Linked DNA regions of Homo sapiens: region 1 is linked to region 2. A link is an interaction called in ENCODE POLR2A ChIA-PET data of the cell type or tissue named here. Cell type or tissue: CD4-positive, alpha-beta T cell. All regions are shown on one strand. Links, peaks and the distances in the headings refer to the core of each region. The heading gives the core; the rest is flanking DNA.

The links. Peaks named below come from ENCODE experiments on the same cell type or tissue, not always from the same donor. Only the 100,000 strongest peaks of a DNase experiment are listed, where the experiment ranks them.
Region 1: POLR2A ChIA-PET joins it to region 2 with 11 read pairs; 2 of 35 experiments call an interaction of 5 or more read pairs at or near these places.

Annotation. Positions count from the first base shown.
Region 1 is chr10:113,709,777-113,717,948 of GRCh38, forward strand. All of the region lies in intron 2 of CASP7 (caspase 7), which reads left to right. It overlaps LOC124902505 (a long non-coding RNA gene), which reads right to left and starts at 2,073. Exons shown (of 2, transcript XR_007062294.1): 1 at 1,814-2,073; 2 at 905-1,233. In CD4-positive, alpha-beta T cell, for the core only: no CTCF peak of the experiment used is centred there; no DNase peak of the experiment used is centred there.
Region 2 is chr10:114,077,823-114,085,994 of GRCh38, forward strand. LOC124902554 (a long non-coding RNA gene) reads right to left here and starts at 5,252. Exons shown (of 2, transcript XR_007062383.1): 1 at 5,060-5,252. In CD4-positive, alpha-beta T cell, for the core only: no CTCF peak of the experiment used is centred there; no DNase peak of the experiment used is centred there.

The DNA.
Region 1 (8,172 bases), core at 2,279-4,778, 370 kb before region 2:
AATTCACATTTTGAGTAGCCCAGGGGATCCATAAGAGGATAAAACCTGTATTTATCCACTCCAGTGATGGGGAAAATTACACTTGCACCCGGAGTGGATTGTAAAAATCCATTGTACTCTTTCTAAGGTTTTTCACTTCTTTGTAAAGTAGGCAGAATATTTTTATCCTATAACGTTTTCTGATACAAGTTGCTGTAGGCTCTTCAAGGATGTCTTTTTATCTAAATAATCATGAGAGCTTGGTTATAATTTTTTGACTCTTGACTGTTGTAGTGAAAATGACTGAGTTGACCTCACACTGTGAAATTAGAAGTTGCAGGAAATGGCTCTCTACCTAAGAAGTTAGGACACTCTGGTTCCTTCCTGATAGTTGATGCTGGCATTATTTGTGTTCCTAGCAGAGATTTATGCTTATCTGAACACATCTGGAAATGAAGATAGTGGTACTTGCCCATACTGGCGAAGAAGCTCAACATGAAGAAAGAGATGGGATGGTTAGGAAGCACTGGGTTCAACCTGCTGTGTTAACTTTCCTTTGCATTTTAGTGTACACTTAAGTGCACTTAATAAGTCATTCTACCAAGATATTGTAGTGTGTTGTGATCTTGCTTGTCTGGCTCTAAGCATAGTGATTTAGTAGCCAGGTTTCTTTTTTTAAATCTGCAGTGAATTGTGGAACACAGAAGCTTTTAAGCGGATTTAGAACTTTCAATTCACTGCTCTGGTTTATCTTGGACTTTGCACTTAATGGCAGGTTCCAAAACAAGAATCCTATGTTTCTTCGCAAAGTAATCTTAGTAAAAGTCTTCCGAATATAAACGGGGCCAAAGTAAAGGTAGTTGCATCAGCAGTTAGCAAAGAGAGGAAAAAGAGGAGGATGGATAGAATGGGAAGCGACAAACTCTGGAGGAAAAACTACCCTGGCCAGTTTTATTTGCCTTGTCTTTCTTTGCCTCTCATCTGTACTTTGCAGAATCAGTGGGATAATGATTGTTAATTCAATTTGTAAAGCATAAGCCTATAAAAATATTCATACTTCTTCATGGTGACTTAAAAAATATCTGAAGTGGTTCCTCCACCGTTTGTGTCGTTCATCAGCTTCGGAAGAAAGACTCATACCCGTTGATCTGGACTTGAAAGAATCTCAGTGGCCTTTTCCTCCTGCCCCTCCGTTTGGCGGGGTACAGCAGTTCTCACATGCTTCAGCATCTTCTGCAGTGAGGTCCTAGGAACCTGGAGAAACAACAACAGCCACTTTTAGAAAATCATGTCTTTGGGGATGATTGCCAGCTGAAGAAGTTTCTAATCTGGACCTTTGAAAGCATTTTATTTTCCTTCTTTTTCCCTCCCCAGCTCCCACCCCTGGGAGAACCTGCTGGACTGAGCTATGGACTGTTGCCTTCTTTGTGCCATTGGCTAATTAATTAGCACAATCTCCTGGGAGCCCTTGAGGCCCTTTCTTCTGTCCAATAGCAGTTGTTTAGCTGATGATCTGCTCGACTCCAGCAGCTGATTTCCAAGCAGACAGTAACTCTTTTATTCGCTGCTGGGACTGAGATCACAAAGCATGTCTCCTCTGACTGTGCTGAGAGTGAATTACTGCTCACACCTAGGCTGCCCTGGGGACTCTACACAGTTTGTTACAAAGGAAGGAGACTCTAAGGATGACACTGCCTGCTGGGGCATTTCCTGGAAGGATTTTGGTGGTGGCATTAAAGGAATTTCAGTTTAATGTTCAGCTCAGCTGTCATTGCTGGGAGACCTTGCAGGTTCCAAGGAGAGTTGTAAATTGCCCCCGTGGCCCTAAACATACCCTCACTGCTGCAGAGGGGCACCTTCCAGAGGCCGTGCTTCCTGAGGTATGTCAGGTTCCATCTCCTGGCCAAGAGCCAAGGAGCCAAAAGGCTGTGCACAGCTGGAGAGGTGTTTGATACCGTAGAGCGAGCTGGTGTTCTCCGCCCCACACAGGAGTGTGAATCGGCACCACGCAGGAATGTGGGGCCAACATCTTCCATCAACTTCTCCACTTCCACGGGCTCTGGAAGTAGGCGAGGGGCTTGAAACAAGATCAGAGACAGCAATGAAAGGTCAGAGCCAAGAGGGCCTATGCAGTGGGCGGACAGGCTTGTCATCGTGACCCTCAAGCTTCAGAGGGTCCGAGATGCTCAGACCCTCTGCTGCTGCCATTGATCAGCATGTTGCTTTTGTTCTGTGCTTAACACTACTTATTGGAGATCATCCCAGGAGAACGCCCACACCTGACCTGAGACTCATTCTGTAGGTCTAGAGCAAAGCATAGGATTCCGAATTTTAACAAAGTTGAGAAACTCTGGAATAGGAGACTTGGGGTTACACCTTGGAATGAATCCAGGCTCTATTCCTCTCTAGCTTTGTAATTTTGGACAAGCTGATTTCATCCCTCTCTGTGAAATGGAACTAATACCTCACAGAACTCTTGAAGATTAAATGAGATAATATATGTAAAGTGGTAAATGATCAAAAAATGATGTTTATTATAACTGTATTTATTATTGTTGTTATTGCTGACACAGTGGAGTAAGAAGTTTAAAAGGCTAGGCAGAGGGATAAAGTCACAGTGAAAAATAGAAAAACGGGGTGTCTAGGGAGCCCCCTCAATTAGCACAAAAAAGTATGAATCCAGTGATCTTCAAAATAAGCCAGATCTTGAAATCCGTTTGTAGCAAGCAAGAGACTTTTAACTGTTAAATGGCAATTATTAGTTTAGTGTTTTAAATAACTTATTTGCATATAATAAAAAGTTACACAGAGTTCTTCCACTCTTGCCTACTGTCTGCTCCCAGCTCCCTGTAACACAGATAACCACGCTGAAAGATAGACATAATAATGAACCGGCGTCAGTGTCGGGAGTAAATACCCAAGATTCATTGTCTCACGGCCACGGAAAACTAAGACACAGACACACAAATACTGAGGTTCAGAGTGGAAGTTTAATAAGCAAAAGAAAGAGAAGAGCTCTCTCTACTGCAGAGAGAGGGGTCCAAGAGAAATGGATTGCTGGTTCCGCAGTGGAATGCAAGGCGTTTCATAGATGAGCTTGAGGAGGCAGTGGCTGATTTACATAGGATGCAAAAGATTGGTTGAACCAGGTGTGTCATTTGCATAGGGCACCAAAAACTGTTTAGGGCTAGGTGTGTCATTTGCGTAGGGCATGAAAAAGCTGGCCACCCCACACTCATCTTTTATTATGCAGCTGGTTCTCCACCTGGCCAGCGCCATGTTACCTGTTTCCTTACTGTACATGTGGTGGCAAAGAAAAGGGAAGAGTGGAGCCTCCATGTTAAACATACCTGGCCCTTACGTAGCCCTTTTCTACTGGCATAGCTGCCGGTGTTCACCCGTGCAAGCTTCCAGCTTGCTTATCTATGTCTGCAGCTTGATTTTTCAGACTGCTCTTTGTTAAAAAAAAAGAAATTATTTGGGGCCTGCTTTTTGTTAAAAGGGAAATTCTGTGGAGGACTCTTATACCCTTACTATCTGCCTAAATAATTTCTATCTCCTGTATCAATAACAGTAATAATCATGATGTTTATTTACCACTTACAACAGGACACACACTGTTCTAAATGCTTTGTGAAGATTAACTTGTTTACAGGCTCTGAGCAAATGCTGTTATTTTGTCCTTTTAACAAATGAGGAAGCACAAGCACAGAGAGGTTAAGTAATTTGCCCACAGTCACACAGCTATGCAGTAGAATAGGGAGTCAAATCCACACAGCCCAGCCCCTGAATCCATGGATTTATCTACTGCACCATCCTTCAAGTGTCTCTTTATGCAGATACGAGCAAATCTAAACATATTTTCTTTTCTTCTTTTTTTTTTCCAAAAGGTAGCACACTGCTGCCATTGTTCTGCAATTTGGTTTTGTTCTGCACTTAACACGACTTATTGGAGATTGTCCCACATCAGAACATAAAGAGGTTCCTCATTCTTGTTTACTGTACTGTGTGATTTTGATTAAAGAACCCTCCCTTTATGATCCAACCTGGTTATTATGGGAGCGAGTGACTAATTGAATAAGCTTATGTCTGCCAGATAGCTCTTGTAATTGAAGTGTGCTATGAAGGTTCAACACTGGAAATGGGAGAGTCAGGGGAAATGAGGGAAGAAAACTTATTACTCCAAAAATGTTTCCAGGTAGTATTAGGTCTCCCACCTGAAAGAAATACTCAAGCAAGAGTTGTCCTGCGTTCGGGCTGCCCTAAATTAACTCCCTCTCAGAAATCTGTTCTCTTCCTATATGTGAGCTTTGAGCCTAATGAGGCTGTACCTAATGAGTGTCTCTGCAGCAGCCTTGCAACAAGAATTGGCAAAATGGAAGTGCGGGTACCAGTGTGCCTGCCCCTCCCTCACCTGCCCCTGACATGTCCTGCTGGTCACCAGGCAGGACGGCAGCTCCATTTAGCTGATCACCTAAACAGAGGTGGCCCAGGGCCTCTGACTGTGGTGTTTCTTCAGCACGAAACGCTCTTCACTCATTCACAAAACACTGTTGAGCACCTGCTATGTGTCTGGCACTGTTGTAGAAGCTGGGGGAACTGCAGTGAAGTAGTCCAGGTCCTGCCCTCATAGAGTTTACACTCTAGCAGGAGACAACATAGCTCTGTAATTTGAGGTCAGGTGATGAATTTAAAAATTAAAGCAGGGGCCGGCGTGGTGGCTTACACCTGTAATCCCAGCACCTCGGGAGGCCGAGGTGGGCAGATTACCTGAGGTCAGGAGTTCGAGACCAACCTAGCCAACATGATGAAACCCCATCTCTACTAACAAAATACAAAAAAAATTGCCCGGTTATGGTGGCGTGCACGTGTAATCCCAGCTACTCCTGAGGCTGAGGCAGGAGTGGGAAGGAAAAAGTGGATATAATAGGGGTAGTAACTCATGTAGGCCCTGTGGGCTGTGGTCAGGACCCTGGAGTTCCTTCCCAGCATATGGGAAAACCACTGGATGGCTCTGGGCAAGGAACTAATCTGACTGGATTTATATATTTTTTTTTTTTTAAATACAGGGTCTCCGTTGCCGAGGCTGGAATGCAGTGGCGCGATCTCGGCTCACTGCAGCCTCTGCCTCCCAGGCTCAAGTGATCCTCCCACCTCAGCCTCCCAAGCAGCTGGGACTATAGGCGTGCACCACCACGCCTGGCTAAAATTATTTATTTATTTGTTTGTTTGTTTGTATTTTTTGTGGAGACCAAGTTTCTCCCTGTCGAACTCCTGGACTCAAGTGATCTGCCCACACTGGCCTTGGAAAGTGTTGGGATTACAGGCACGAGCTACCGCACCTGGCCTTACCATTTTATTTAAAAGCTCACTTTGGAGAGAAGCCAGTTAGGAGGCAATGGTGGACAACAGGTCAGAAGATGATGTACCTTGAGCGTTCCAGGGTCCTGGCCTGAGGGAGCAAGCAGCATGATGCCCAATGAACTAGGGTTGTTGTGTGCAGAGACAAGAGACCCAGGGATAGTGGCCAGCTCCACCGGGTGGGAGCCATCGTGGGTGCCCTGGGTCCTGCCATGCCCTGTGATCCTCCGCAAGCAGGTCTGAGCCGTGCAGGGGAGAGCTGCACCAGGACTGGGGCCGACAGGCCAGCAGGGACACCCTGAAGGCTTCAGAAACCCTGGAACGGAGTTTCACAGGGAGCCCTGGGAGGGCTTTAAGTGGTGATGGTGGAATCTGATTTTTGTTGTTGTTGTTGTTGAGACAGTCTTGTTCTGTCACCCAGGCTGGAGTGCAATGGCATGATCTCGGCTTACTCAAACCTCCGCCTCCCGGATTCAAGTGATTCTTCTGCCTCAGCCTCCCGAGTAGCTTGGGATTACAGGCACAAGCCACCACGCCCAGCTAATTTTTGTAGAGATGGGGTTTCGCCACGTTGGCCAGGCTGGTCTTGAATTCCCTACCTCAGGTGATCTGCCCGCCTCAGCCTCCCAAAGTGCTGGGAATACAGACGTGAGCCACTGTGCCCAGCTTGATTTCTCTTTTTAAAGGAACGCTCAGGCTCACAGGAATCTTGGGTGAACGTTACCCACTCTCCTCTTCCATTCCCACATTTCTCTTATCCATTGGCTTTGTTCTGCCCAATCTTTGCCAGTCTGTCCTCTTGGCTCCTCAAGCCACATGGTAAAACATGGCGGCCACCAACTCTCATTTTAACCACCTTGACAGAATGACTCTTTTTCTCAATTTCAATTCTCAAATTCCCAGGGAAGAGGGCTGATTGACCCAGCCTAGGGATCAGGTGCCCCCTGGACCAATCAGTGGTGGCTGCAAGGTCAAGGGGACAGGATGGCAAATCACTTTCTACCAATATGGTGGCTCTCACTGTAGCCTCAAAGGGAGAATAGGGATGAAAGGGATTTAATCCCCAGGGGAAAGAAGGTGCCTTAAAACATCACAGCTTAGGTGGAAGCCTAATCTCTTGGACTCTCATTCTTGCAGAATATATCTATAAGCAGTGGACTTTTAGTCCCTCTCCCCTTTTTTCTGGTGCTTTCCTCCTGATGCCTTCTAGACAATCATTTGCACCTTTTCTTTGTCTGTCTCCAGTTACATGTTTTAATCATCGGGGTTTGCTTCCTCAAAGTTAAGCTATGGATGGAGTTTTCCCAAGGCCAGCTCTTCTTAGGAGGATGAATTGAATTCATCCTCCTAAGAAGAGATTGAATTGATAGTCACTCACAAACACACATCTGTGGTCTGGGAAGATGTGGGTTTAACAAAAAGCTATTTTGGTTAGAAGGAAAAATTAATATTGACTGACTCAAATCCAGAAAGAGGAAGCAGATACCAAGTTCATTTTGAAAAATAAGAGTTCATTTTAGGGGCAGACTAGCTAAGCTCTTTTGCTTAGAAGGAGAAATTAATATTGGCGGACTCAAATCCAGAAGGAGGAAGCAGATATTAAGTTCATTTTGAAAAATAGGAGTTCAATTTAGGGGCAGGCTAGGTATCACCCTTTTGAGATATTTACCAGGAGTGAGGACCACATTTCATATTCAGTTGTAAGGTACTTTTCATAACCATGGACAGTGTTTTCTTAAAGTGTTTCTCTTTCTTCCCCTATTGTGTTCTTTTTATGTAACCAGTTAATTTTCCAAATTTTATTCTGATAGAACCAGAGTCCTTTTATTTTTTACATAACATATCTAATTCTGTTTTTCTCTTAAAGGATGCTTGCTGGTTTTGTTTTGTTCATCACTGAGGATGAGCTAATGACAGCTTTTAAAACATCCCAGCTTGTTTTTTACTTGGATATCATCATAGAGATCCATACCACAGAAGAAAGAAGTAGGACTTTTATCTCTGAAAGGATTTTAGTGCATAAACTGTGACTTCCAGCCTGCTAGACTTCATGCTAGTCTTAGGATCTTTGAATAGCCTTAAATTAGCTGCAGGATCCAGGAAGCTTGCTCTGAAATTCAGTTGACATGGTAAGAACCCTACTTTAGGCCAGATGTGGTAGCTCACACCTGTAATCCCAATACTTTGGGAGGGCGAGGCGGGTGGATCACCTGAGGTCATGAGTTCAAGACCAGCCTTGGCAACATGGTGAAAACCTGTCTACTAAAAATACAAAAATTAGCTGGGCGTGGTGGTGCACACCTGTAATCACAGCTACTCAGGAGGCCGAGGCATGAGAATCACTTGAACCTGGGAGGCGGAGGTTGCGGTGAGCCGAGATCACGCCACTGCACTCCAGCCTGAGCGACAGAGAGAGACTCCATCTCAAAAATAAATAAATAAATAAAAACTCTACTTTACCTATTCAGTGTTCTTTTCTTTTATCCCATTCTGGCATTTTCTGAAGGGTTGCAGAGAGCACTGGTTGAAGCCTATCCTGAAGCTACCTTGGTAGAGGAGTTAATTGCACCAGGAGACCTAATTTCAGAAAGGTCACAGATTATATTCCACCCTCCACAAAAGTAACCTGGAAGATGAGTAAGTCCTGTCCTAAATTTTAGTACCAAAAACAGTGTTTGCTCAAAGAAAAAATAGTCTAGTAGAGAAAAGCACACCCTTTGGGGTCAGACCACCAGGAATCACATACAAACTCTGAACCTGAATTTTCTTATCTACACGAAGGCAGCATGGCTGTGAGAACATGCAGTGATTTTATAAAACTCCTGGCCCATA
Region 2 (8,172 bases), core at 1,884-4,383:
GCTCTCCCTCACTCCAGTTCCTTCAGAGCACCTTGCACTTATCTATCCATGGGCGCAGATCACACCTCTAGGAGCTGAGAGTTTTAGGCTGCAGTTCTCACACCTCCCTGCTTAGTCATGGGGCAGTACCTGTCACATCACATCACCGCCAGGCCACTCTCGGAAGGGATTCCAGACACTGACCTACAGCCTCATGGTTCTCTAATTTGCGTTTCTAGCTCACTGAAGCAGCCAGTTCACGGCAATCAAAGATTCCCCTGCTCCCCTTCCATCTTACCTCCTGCCCCTGCCAGCCCCAGTCACCACAAGGTGGCCATGACTTTCTTTCCCTCTCAGTCTGTAGCCAGCCGCAAACCAGTGACCTAGAGAGGTGTCACCGCCTCCCACGAACAGCTCTGGCACTCAGCTTTCTGTGGAAAGCATTTTATTTTAAGAAACAGAGCAAACTGTCATTGTAAGACCTCTTCTACAACTTGGGATGAAAGTTCGTCACAAAACAAAGTGCCTGCTGAAAGAGGACAGGAATAAGAGGTCAGCATTGTTAACTCCATGATCAAGCCACATGCGCTGAGAAAAATCGACACGTGAAAATTCCTCTGTATGTCTCAAAATCTTTTTGCAGATGGTGCTGATTTTTTTGCAGGACATGGTAACAGAGAAATCCTCTGCTAAGTGAGCCATTATGTAAACTGTTCTCATGAAAGAATATGACAAACAAATATTCACCAGACTTAGGTCATGGGTGTAGTGCTTTTAGTGATAGTATCAGCATTGCGTTTTCTTCATTACTCAAGGAAACAGAGAATTAATTTGACCTAGAAAGAAAGTTGTCATATAGAGGTACCAAACATCGTACTTCTTAACACTTTGACATAAACTCTGAGTAAACGATATTAAAGTTGAATGACATTATTTTGAGAAACAGTTACTGGAATTGCCTCTCAGCTGTTCTTCCTACTTCTGCTCTCCTCTGACTTCCATCTACCCTGCATATTAAATTAATCTTCCTAAAATACTCCTCTCTGTCCCTCTCTTGCTCCTGAATCTACAATGGCAGCCAATGGAGTCAGCACCTTGTAGAGCAGAAGGAAACTTAGCCATGCTCTCCAGCCTCCTTACTTGCAAAGTGGGGAAGTGAAGACCCAGAAAAAGTGGTTTCCTCACTGTCATTGAGCTAGTAATTGACAGAAATAAGAACTAGAACTTCAATTTTTTTATCTCTTTTTTTTCTTTTTTCTTTTTCTTTCCTTTTCTTTTTTTTTTTTTTTTTTTGAGACGGAGTCTTGCTTTGTCGCTTTGTCGCCCAGGCTGGAGTGCAGTGGCGCGATCTCAGCTCACTGCAACCTCTGCTTCCCGGGTTTGAGTGATTCTCCTGCCTCAGCCTCCTGAGTAGCTGGGACTACAGGGGCTCACCACACGCCCTGCTAATTTTTGTATTTTTTGTAGAGAAGGGGTTTCACTATGTTGGCTAGGCTGGTCTCGAACTCCTGATCTCAAGTGATCCGCCCGCCTCGGCCTCCCAAAGTGCGGGGATTACAGGTGTGAGTCACTGTGCCTGGCCTAGAATTTCAAATTCAGGGCATGATTATTTTTTCTGCCTTAATTCCTCTAATAAGCTTTCAAAGCACAGTTTGACCCCCGCATTTCTACAGAACATCGTTTCTCTACCTGAGCTCCCAGCTCCCCATCTCTGCTATGCACTGAACTTCCCCAGCCCTTCCTCTAGCCCTGGGTTTCTGCTGGAGCTTCAACCCAAAGTTTCCCCGCCCTACTGCCCTGTGACCTGAAATACAGCTGGGTTCATTTGTTTCTATTCCACCCACTCCTCCATGAGGCCCAGCCCAAGAACTCCAGTGACCTCTTCCTGGCACTTTTTGTACTCCATTGTCTGTACTTCGCTGCCGGCATTCACTCACATGCTGGTTAGTTCACTAAGTGTTTTTGGGTCTTTTCTTCTTAACACCATAGATTTATGGGACATTAGAGTGGAAGGTATCTAGAAGTCATCCAGTTTGACCCCATGCCTCTTACACAGTTGTCCTGTACCACCTTGCTGATACCAAGAAGGTGAAAATGAAGATCTGACCGCAAACTGCCCATTCCAAGTTAGACAACTTTCCTTTTCAGACAGCACTTCCTTGTGTTGAGACAAAAATGTCCTTCCCACCCATCTTCACCCAAACTGACCCTGTTTCTGCACTCCAGATGGATATAGAATAAATCAAATCCCTCTTCCATGTTTAAATCCCTCTGCATACATTTAAAGACAATTTGTGTGCGTCCTCCATTCTCTTAGCCCCTTCTCTTTCCCAGGAGTCTCTCTTCCAGTCCAAATAATCCTGGTCCTCCCATTCTGCCCATGACATGGTTTTGCATGCTGCACACGGTACTCCAAAATTATGGCCAAAAGATGTTGGCCAAATACCAAAAATTTGAACATAGGACAATAGTCCCCTGAAGGCTGAAGAGAGTGGCTCATTCACCTCCCTTGTTCTAAGTACTGTGTCTCTACTAATGTATCCTGCACACTCACTACATTTCTGGAGGGCATTTCACACTGAGGATTTACAGTAGGCTTATTCAACCAAAATTTATCATCAGGGTACATCTTCCCTTTTTAAGGTGTGTGTGGTTATATTTTCAGATTTTTTTTTCAGAATGCTTATTTATTCTTGTTCAACTAATCTCTGCTTTCTTTCATTCAATGAGGCATTATCGAATGCATTGGAACCTGGTAAAAAACAAGGAAGAATCAGATGCTGGTTTTTATTAAAACGTGCTCATTATAGGTAAGGTAAGACTTCCATAAAGAATTTTATTCTAACATAAACATGAATGTGCTTTTAATGAGTTTTAGTTACAGTACCATGGAAATTCAGAGGAAATGAGATTGCTGTGATCAGGAGAGAGGGAGGATAGAAGGCCTCATGGAGAAGAGGTAAGATTTTAATATACAAAAGTTATGGGAAAGAAATTCTCTGTGACTAGAACAGGATGAGCAGAGCTACAGAGGCAAGAAATCAAAGAATAGCAGCTAAAGTTCAGAGAGGTGAGGAGGGAAAGCATGAGTTTCACTGCTGTCTCTGATTCCAGGCCAGTCTCACCGGGTTCTTCCTTAATTTCCTCCCTTCCAAATTTGCACATCCCTTCTTCCATGGTGAGGACTTATTTCCAAAACATTAACATATTTACTCGTGTGCTCAATTCTGCAACACCCATTGCCACCTTCACATCACTGCACAGAACAAACCTACTAAAAAGAGTGCAAGATTGGTTTGCACTTCTTTTATTTTCCTAGACTGGAGTCTAATGGTTAAAGTACTTTGTTCAAAAATTACCTGGGGAGCTGAGTACAATGGCTTATGCCTGTAGTCCCAGCTACTTGGGAGGCTGAGGTGGGAGGATCACCCGAGCCCAGAAGTTCAAGGCTGCAGTGAGCTATGATCACACCACCACACTCCAGCCCTGGTAACAGAGCCAGATCCAATTTCTTAAAAAAAAAAAAAAAATTAATTACATGGATTAGTTCTCTCCCTCCTGCACCTTTATTCAGCCTATTATTCATTTGAAATACAGCTGGGTTCATTTGTTTCTATTTGCATTTTGTTTGAGTTTTCCCCCTTCATCTTTCGTGATTTAACTTTATTTTTTTTGAATATGCAGAACATTCATGTGCTTGACCAGAGACTTTATTTTGTGTATCTTTGGTAGCTTACTACCATCTGGAGCATTCGTAGTATGTCATGGCAGTTGTTTTTTGATTGACTGATTATTGAATAGACAGTTGAAAATTGTATGTAACAGAGATGCCTGTTATTGAGAGGATCTTACATCAAGGTCCTATAAGCTCATGCCTTTGATGCCCAATCATGACAAAGTCTGATGTGTCCAGAAAGCCTCAAGCTATTCAAGGATGTGTACCCAGATGGCAGCCCTAGTATCTCCCAAAGGAAAGGTCCTCCATCTGGGATGCCATTCAATGGTACCCTGGAGAAATCTGTCCTGGGGCTTTGTCCTTGATGGACTAGTAGCTGTTGAAAGATTTGTAGAAGCAGCACCCGCATAATAAATGTCTGAAATGACTGCTGCTCCTTCTGCTGTGGGCAAGGTGACAGACAAGAAGAAAACGTTAACCTTCCTTAGAAGTTAAGACGTATCTGTTTATACACTGCATTTCTTAGGTGCAAATAGGACACCTATTTTTGAGAAACCTGGCAACTAAACTGCAGCCAGGTTGGCCTCTCAGTGGAGAAGAAATAAAAAAGATATGACTCATTAAACAAATAACTCTGAGTAAAAGGACCCTAGTGAATACAGAGTCTATTTGTTTTATTTTTAAATTACATTTATCAGTCATTACAAATATAATCATTAACAGATTATTTACATAATTGGTTGTAAAATGCAAACCCAGGGCCAAAAGGCAAACTAGTTTTTCAGTTACCAAACACAATACCCTGAAATTACAAAGAAATGCGGATGCAGTTCCATACATTAAGGCTGATGGTCCCCCTTTACTCTCTATGGAAAGAAAAGAAAACGTGTGCAAGGTCATTGGTGGCATCTCGAAATGTGCTTTGTCATGGGCCTTATACCGGCACTGCCTCGGGAGTTGGGCTGCTCGGCTGGAATGATTCCTGAGGACCAAGCTCACTCCAGTAGCTGGGGGGCTACAGTGACATGAACCTTTTAGTAGTTCAGCTGGTACACAGGTTCCTCCCTAAAGTCCTCAAACTTTCTCACTGGAGAGAATACTGGTGGATAATTAGTAAACTTCTCTCCTGTGAATGTTGCAAAACACGTATCTGGCTTCATGATGCAATTAGAGGGAAAAGGAACTCATCAACAGCTTCCATTTTTACCTGGACAAGATCTCCAATCTACAGATGAAACTGGATTCAAAGGGAGATTAAATGCCTAACCTGAATCACAGCGTGAGATCTAGATTTAGCTACTCTGTACTATTTTTCATTCTTGAACCATACCAAAATGTAGTGGCTTAGAACGACAACAGATCTGCTCAGGATTGCAATGGGTTAGCAGTGTGGGCTGGGCTTACCTAGTGGTTCTTCTGCTGGTTGTGCCTGATGGTTCATGCTGCCGAAGCCATCTATCTGGCAGTTCAGCTGAGCCTGGGTGGAGGGGTGGGGTCTAATATGGCCTCACACACATGTCTAGAGGTTGGTGTTGGCTGTCAGCTGGTCATGTTTCATCACCTGGAGGTAGCATTCTGAAAGGGCAAGCCCCAAAACACAAGCGTTCTTCAAGCTGCGTCTTATATCAAGCTTGCTGACATCCCATTGGCCAAAGCAAGTCACATGGCCAAATTTCAAGTCCTCATGGGAGGAGACTACCAAGGCTGTGGAGGTGGAATTCACTGGGAACAATAACTGTGATAACCTACAACACAGAGTCTTATAAGGAGACAGGCTATCTGCATTAAAATCAAAACCACAGTGCAAGGCTTACGTGGCTTCTCAAGGCTCCAAGCCAGGGCGCTTTCTCCCACCCCACCTCCTCTCTGTCCTCACCAGTCCCGTTCTGATTTCCTGGTTAGTGTGCCATTCACATCAGACCTTGGTCCACACAGGCATCTGTGAGACACAGAGACTTCATCCCGTGTCTCTGAGCCTAGCACTCCTTTTGTTCCTGGCCAGCAATCCTAGGTTGTTTGTTTAGTTTTTTTCTGTTTAAACTAGTTTAAAAACATAATAAAGTAAAGCCGGGCCTGGTGGCTCATGCCTGTAATCCCAGCACTTTCAGAGGCCAAGGCAGGTGGATCTCCTTAGGTCAGGAGTTTGAGACCAGTCTGACCAATATGGTGAAACCTCCTCTCTACTAAAAATACAAAAATTAGCCAGGCGTGGTGGTGTGCGCCTGTAGTCCCAGCTACTCAGGAGGCTGAGAAAGGAGAATTGCTTGAACCTGGAGGTGGAGGTTACAGTGAGTTGAGATCACGCCACTGCACTCCATCCTGGGCAACAAAGCAAGACTCCATCTCAAAACTATATATATATAAATATATATAAATTATAAATATATAATTACAAATATATATAATATTAATATAATATAATATAATATTATATATAAATATATAATATAATATTATATATAAATATATAATATAATATTATATATAAATATATAATATAATATTATATATAACTATATAATATAATATTATATATAACTATATATATATTTATAATAAAATGTTTACCTGGTTTCAAAAAAAGCTAAATGGTAATAGAGTAAACGATTAAAAGTTTATTAACTCCATCTTTATAATCTACTCTTCTAGATTTTTCTTCTGAAGACTTTACAGCATTATCTGGTCTCCTGGGTCCTTCTCATTTCTCACTCTGGACTTCAAAGCTGCAGGAATTCTTTGGATCTGCAAAAGTGGGCAAGATTTGAGTGGGTTGTTCGGCTGTTGTAGCTATTCCACTGTCTCCTGCTTAATCCCTTCTAACTGACTAAGTTTATCTTTGTTAACTTCAGACTTCTGGAGCAAGGGGTCACCTCCATCACACTGGAGTTGATTCTCAGGGAGCTGGTGACAAACTGCCCTGTGGCTGCTGGGGCTGGTGACAGTGCAGCCCTGCACGATGCTTCTGTGCCCACATGAGCACAGTTTGAAGTTCCTCAGCAGGCAACCCTTGAGCTGTGGCAGCCAGGAGGGTGTTTTAAGGCAGCCGTCCCCAAACTATTTGCCACCAGGGACCGGTTGCATAGAAGACAATTTTTCCAAAGACCAGGGTAGGGGGGTGGTTTGGGGATGAAACTGTTCCACATCAGATCATCAGGCATTAGATTCTCATAAGGAGCACACAACCTAGATCCCTTACATGCATAGTTCACAATAGGATCGGCTCCTATGAGAATCCGATGCTGCTGCTGATCTGACAGGAGGTGGAGCTCAGGCAGTAATGCTTGCTCGCCAGCCACTCACCTCCTGCTGTGCGGCCTGGTTCCTAACAGGCCACAGACCAGTACCAGTCCAGGGGTTGGGGATCCCTGTTTTAAGGTGTATATGGGGAGTATTATTGAGTCCAGGTTTCTGCTACCTTGGGATACATTTTTATCTCATATTCCAATTAGAAATGTTTTTCCACATCAAATAAAGCAGAATTAACACATTATATTGGCACAGTACACACACCCTCTAAAGAGCATATCGCATCCTAGAGCAAGCAGACAGGGGCAGGGCACCAAGGGCACACACAGGTGGCAGGCAGTGGGAACATGCAGGCGGACGCTGCAGCAGCTTTGGTGTGAAGACTGCATGGTCTGTGAACAAGGTCACCAAGTGGAGAAGAATAATGATCATCCTGGCCTCTCAGAACAGCGTGGCACCTGCAGAACGGGAGTGGCCACACCCGGACGCAGGCAGAAGACAAATCCAGAGCACAGCAGAGCAAACAAGCTCATCCTCAGCCACACCCATCAGAGGGTTTTCACCAACTCCCAATGCTCAGGAAATCAATATCATAATCACCTACATCAGAAGTACAGGTCACATAGGTGCATGAAATGCACATGCGTGATATAAATTATTCTTCAATTAATTGCAGTAAACTGCAATTCTTGTTTAATAGCGGTGCTTTCAGTCATTCTTATCAGATCTTTTTTACTGTCTTTCTAAAGTCCCAGATTGCAGACTTTTGTAGTATTGTTAGAAGGAAACGTGTGGGCTAGGCAGAGACTTTCCAAATACTGCTGTCAAGATGCAGATGGCCAGAGTGGCAAGGCCCAGCCATCCTCACTCGGCTGAATCTCACATTAAGAAGGCTTGGCCTGGCACGGTGGCTCATGCCTGTAATCCCAGCACTTTGGGAGGCCGAGGTGGGCGGATCACTTGAGGTCAGGAGTTCAAGACCAGCCTGGCCAACATGATGAAACCCTATCTCTATAAAAAATACAAAATTAGCCAGGTGTGGTGGTGCACGCCTGTAATCCCAGACACTCGGGAGGCTGAAGCATGACAGCCGCTTGAACCCCAGAGTGGGAGGTTGCAATGAGCCAAGATCATGCCACTGCATTCCATCCTGGGCAACAGAGTGAGACTCCAACTTAAAAAAAAAAAAAGATGATATATGTTTGCCTGTTCTTGGGACACATCATACTTCCAAGTAAAGTCTGAACTTACCCTTTCTATTACAGGAAAAG